Regions from separate parts of the Homo sapiens genome. Here region 2 is linked to region 1. The links are chromatin contacts, found by Hi-C or POLR2A ChIA-PET in ENCODE. All regions are on one chromosome and are shown on one strand. The core of a region is the stretch at or near the end of the contact, and the rest is flanking DNA. Distances in the headings are between cores, read along the strand shown.

Region 1 (2,729 bases), core at 52-2,551:
TGTGAAGAATGACATTTAAGGGATGAATAGAAAGAGGAACCTGCAGAGAAACTGAGATAGGGAAGTGAGAAACGTGGACAATTAAGTGGGAGAACTCCTAGTTGTTAAATGTTGAAGACAACTAATAGTATCAGCAGCTAAGGCAAGAGGAATTTTCAAGAAGGAAGGGAGGAACACAATTGTCAAATGCTGCCAGGAAGGCAAATAATGAACTGAAAAGTGACTGCTGAATATGGCTAAAAAGGTTGTTAGAGATCTAGGCTGGAGCATTTCAGTAGAATGGTGGGGCAGAAGCCAGACTGCAGGGGGCTGAGCAGTGAGTGGGAGGTGAGAGGGATTAGACAGTGAGGGGTCCTTCACATTACATCCTGCTTTCTTTTTTTTTTTTGAGACGGAGTCTTGCTCTGTCACCCAGGCTGGAGTGCAGTGGTGCGATCTCGGCTCACTACAAGCTCCGTCTCCTGGGTTGACGCCATTCTCCTGCCTCAGCCTCCCTAGTAACTGGGACTACAGGTGCCTGCCACCACGCCGGGCTATTTTTTTTTTTTTATTTTTAGTAGAGACGGGGTTTCACCGTATTAGCCAGGATGGTCTCGATCTCCTGACCTGGTGATCCACCCGCCTCGGCCTCCCAAAGTGCTGGGATTACAGGCGTGAGCCACCGCGCCCGGCCTACATCGTGCTTTCTTGGTCATCACAGAATCCTCAGCAGTCAATAAACTTTGAATAAGTGAAAGTGTGGGTATTGGGAGAGTAAGGATTAAGTTGATGCAACATTTTTAGCCTGACTGGTTGGGCACATGGCAGTGGCATTTGCTGAGATTTGAAGCAAAGCCAGAAGAAAGGGCTGAGCTTGATTTTGTGTTTTAAATATGCAAGGGAGAAGATGCTAAGTGCGGTTGTAGATATATTAAGTTTGATGCTCTTTTTCTGATTATTCTGTAAGTACAGCGTTGTCTTCAAAGTCCACTCCAAATACTACCAAGTATTACTTGGTGTTGATCAGAAGTAGGGTTTCCCCTCAACTTTGTATGCTTGACAATATGATAGAACTTGAAAAAAAGAGGAAATCTAGGAATTTAAGAAAAAAGTCTGAACAGCATCATTTTGGGATATAAGTGAAGTAGAACTGATAGGAAGGGGAACACATCCTCTTTGCCTGAGGAAGTTGGAGTAGTTCTACCTCTGTTATGGCATTTAAAAATTGTATATTTAATTTTTCAGTGTATTTAACTTCTCTTTGTCCTCTTGAAGTTGGGAACATTCAGTTGTACTCTGAACCAGTGGATATTGTGACCTGGCGCTGTGCCACTTGGGCCAGCTTTTGCTTCCTTAATGAATGCACTTCCTTCATCTGTTAGTGATAAGCAGGCAAGTGAGGAATTCTTATCTGCATCTATGGATTGAACATCTGTTTCTATTCCACTGTGTTTCAGTTTTAACTTCTTTGCTTAGAAATTAATGTGAGCAAGTGAGCCTCCTCTTTTTAAAGCCATTTTGGATTGAGAGTATTTGTTTTCTGAGCATTTTATATGCATTAAATTGATAATTTAGATTTTTTTTCTAATGTTTTGAGTGATACAGAAATCATCATCATGGGTTTCCTTAAATTTCTGTGGCAATGGGCTTATTAAAAATGTAATTTTGTGCATGGTGATTTTTGGAGGGATATCAAACTTATCCTATGGGTGTTCAGTTTTGTCAGAGAGTTATGATACATTTTATTCTGCATATTAAAAATGTTCCAGAAAGGAAAGCAAAAAAATCACCATGGCAACTCAGTAGAATGCCCTTATTTTGTTTTTCTGAAAGGAAAATTCTAAATCTGAGTAAGAGGTATAAAAAAGAGCAGTGCAGATTGTGTCTCTGGCTTCCAGGAAGTGAGCTCATAAAAGAATGGGTTTGATGCCCTGGGTGACTCTGTGTTATTTAGGACCCCATTTGTTTTTTCTCATAAGGAAGAGCTATAAAAAGGTGGCGTATATATTGACACTACTAAAACAGATCTGCCAAAGAGCCTGTTGAATTTTTCTTTGTAATGCAACTTTTTGGAGCCAACTGTAAGTGTCAAGGCTAAGGATGAATGGATAGCTGCAGGGGTTGGTGGGGGAAGGTTCTTAAGGTGTCATCACACCACTTTTGACACTTCAACACTGAAGGAGTGCTACTAGGGTGAGTTTGATTAGAATGATTCTAGCAGAGTGTCAAAAAAGAAATAATACATAGTCAATGAATTGATACATTGATTAATAGTAAAAAGTAGAATCAAGCCATGTACCATTTTTGTAGAGAGACTGGTGGGCAGATCAGTTGTCAACATGGCATCCAGTAGTAGCACCAAACTGGTCGTGTAGAACTCAGTGTCTGACCTGTAAATGGTTGCTATTCCAGGGCTTCTGTTACCCTTCTTGGGGAAGCACCAGAGGACCTACAGGAACATCAGTATTCCTTAGAGGAGGGATGAAGTGCTCAGGCATAGATCCTGACTGACAAGGCTGGAAGTAGCTTGGGAAAGTTACTTAACCTCTCCAAACATCAGTTTTCTTATCTATGAAATGGTTATGGTTATAACAGCTATCTTATAGGGTTGTTTTCAGGAATACATGAGTTAATATGTACAAAAAATTAAAAGAAATGCCTGAAACATAGTAAGCACCAATTATTAGCTCTAATTATTGAAGAATCTACAAGTGATGCTTTTTTTTGGCTGTGACTTTCCTATATTGGAT
Region 2 (2,700 bases), core at 59-2,558, 42 kb after region 1:
TTCACCGTTTTAGCCGGGATGGTCTCGATCTCCTGACCTCGTGATCCGCCCGCCTCGGCCTCCCAAAGTGCTGGGATTACAGGCGTGAGCCACTGCGCCCGGCCCGTGAAAAGATTCTTGTAAGATTCCAGGTGATTCTTAGTTCTTTTCATGGTCTGTATATGAGAAGTGTTTTTCTACATCTTTCTTTATGATAGTAATAGATGTTTGTAACAGTATAGACATTTCACAGGAGACTTTAGTTAAATTTAGGAATCATGACTTTATCCTGGCAATTTTACTTTAGAAATATTATATGCTTAGAGTAATTCAGATAACTCAGTCCTTTGAAGGTTCTCTACATATTACTGCCTTTCATATTTGAAGATAGATTTGGAAATGATTGTCCTCTGGGTGTAAAGAGTCCAATATATACTGCTGTTGTTTCCACACAGCATTGTCATTTCCTACCAGGGACTCTCCCTTTTAAACTTAAGAGTTGGCACGGAAACATTATTGCTCAAAAGAGCCACCCATTCCCGAGTGTGTTTGACAGGTCTTTGTAAACAAACTTCTTCAGCCTTGCTGAAATTAGTGGAAAAATCTAGGCTCTCATGTTTACAGTTGACGTGGGTTTTCCTTTCACCTAAAATAACCATTACAAGTAAGATACTAAGTAAAAAACATACTCATTTCTACTTGGTATATGAAAATAATATATGTTTGATGTATTCAGTGAAATTCCAGTTAACTCATAACTCTTTGAGGCCATGGATGGAGAGGTGGCATTATTAGTCTCTACCTCCAGTGCCTCACACAATTCCTGGGCACAGAAAGAGACATACAATTCATGTTGGGTCAATCAAAGAATGATTGATCATTGGCACCTCCTGATTCTATTTGGTGGTCAGAGAAAGTGGCAGGACTTAAGTTATTTTACATATAAACATTTCTTGCAAAATTTGGAGAGGATGTTTTGATGGCTTGAGATCTTTTAATTTCTTTGAGTTACTTTCATTGTCCTTCCCACCCCTTCCCTCTCTCCACTCTGAACTGCATAGGGCCTGCCTGCAGTGAACTACTCACTTCTTCTGACTCCAAGGAAGGCCATATCATGTGTTTTAAGTACCCCATAAAATTTATCTTCAAAGTAAAGCTTCCTTTGCCAAGCTCACAAATGATGGATTTTTGTTTTCCTTCGGCCTGAGGGTCAAAAGAATGGGCACTTTTGTATGTACAGTCTTCGGGGCCATTTCCTCCCTCCTATCCTACTGCCCTCTCCCTGTCTTAGGCAAGAAATCACTTGGTTCCGAGCAGTGACCTCCGCTGGGCCAGACAGTTCTGAAAGCCTTTGTGTGTTCATTTCCTTAAAGAAGTGGAAGGTAACATGTTTGAAAGCCGGACAGCTGTGGCCTGTTCCAAAACATCAATGTTGATTGTTTGTTTTTCTGGATTTTAACAAAGGAGCTTTTGCCAGGAGACCTTTGCACTCTTGCTTATTCAAACCCCAAATTACAAAAATACATAACAAAAATAAAACAGAAGCCAGACTTAAGGTTATCTTACCAAAACAGGACGTCTTCCTTCTTTAGATTGTACAAACACATGAGTTCCCTAGTTAAATTCAATCAATCATTCCTGACGGATTCAGCTAAAGTTTTGCTTTAACTCATACCACATTGTCTAGTCCTTAGAGCTTAGTTCTATTTCCTCACCTTGTTTACCTACAAAATGGTGCATCTATTTGGAAAAAAAAAAAAAAAGAAGAAGAATTTACTGGTTCCTTTTTACCTCTGTGTATTCAGCAATAAAAAAAAAATTCTCTGAAATGTGTGCTGGAGAATAATAAGCAGTTTTCCTTGGGTGGTCTTAACAGCTTAACAGATTGCTCTGAAATTGAAATCCTCAAAGATGATCTGTTCAAAGGAGGGGTGTCGACTTTCTCATCTTTTGGAGAGAGAGAGGGATGCAGCATTAGCTAGAGACAGTATGAGGTCGTGGTAAAGAACATGAACTCTGAGGCCAGTTGGTTTGGTTTCAAATCATCTGCCTCTTACTAGCTGTGGACCTTGGTTATATCACTTAACCTCACTGTCCCTCATCTGTATAATGGTAATAATAGTAGTACCTCCTCCGTGCTATCATGATTAAATAAGTTAATATCTCTAAAGCACTACATAATAAGTGCTGTGCAAGTGTTTTTAAAACACATGAAAAGGAAATAGAGATGAGATAATGTCAGAAGAGATTAGTGTTAAGCCCTTGAAGGGAGGGGGCAATTTCAAATGAGAAGAGCTGATAGGGAGTGGCAGAGAAAGCAAGTAAATTGGGGATTAAATGATAGACTATGCATTTGGCCATTTGGAGTTCTTAAGTAACTTCTAACTATTCAGAATGTGGCTTTAAGCAAGCCAATTTATCTCCCTATCGGTAAAAGGTGACACTTGGCTGGCTCGATATTCTGTTATGTGTCCCAGCCCCAGAAATGCACAGACTGGTTTCCATTTTTAGTGGAGTGCTGTGAGCAGAAGCCAGACTGAGATTTCAGGTTGGATTGAGGAAAGATGAAAGAGCTGACACTTGGTATCTAAGTCATTTCCTGGCAGTGAGTGAGAAGAGAGAGCATCGCTAATGGCAAAGCCAGGGCTGAGAGGCATGGGGTTGAGTTGCTGTGTGAAGACAGTCGCTCACTGCTGCCTGAAGTCTTCCATGGTTTCTTCT

Evidence for each region. Hi-C counts contacts between places; a loop is a spot of excess contacts on that map. ChIA-PET counts read pairs that join two places held with the same protein, here RNA polymerase II (POLR2A). Pooled maps may share reads with other maps.
Region 2: a loop to region 1 is called in a map of endothelial cell of umbilical vein, with 5 times the contacts of the local background. The contact joins two enhancer-like sites. A Hi-C loop is called at or near these places in 6 of 168 maps with a recorded cell type or tissue (Right ventricle myocardium inferior, aorta, endothelial cell of umbilical vein and 3 more) and 8 of 50 pooled maps. POLR2A ChIA-PET finds 5 or more read pairs at or near these places in 4 of 52 experiments (HEK293T, PC-9, Panc1 and 1 more).

Annotation. Positions count from the first base shown.
Region 1 is chr4:41,383,835-41,386,563 of GRCh38, forward strand. It overlaps a transcript of LIMCH1 not described here. Among named protein-coding and RNA genes, the nearest start is that of UCHL1, 130 kb to the left of the region's middle. Within about 2 kb of position 1,302, at least 4 of the 41 ENCODE cell types and tissues checked have a DNase peak (open chromatin) inside an H3K27ac peak, as active enhancers do; they include endothelial cell of umbilical vein, where a contact is called at or near this core.
Region 2 is chr4:41,426,217-41,428,916 of GRCh38, forward strand. It overlaps a transcript of LIMCH1 not described here. Among named protein-coding and RNA genes, the nearest start is that of LIMCH1, 110 kb to the right of the region's middle. Within about 2 kb of position 1,309, at least 6 of the 41 ENCODE cell types and tissues checked have a DNase peak (open chromatin) inside an H3K27ac peak, as active enhancers do; they include endothelial cell of umbilical vein, where a contact is called at or near this core.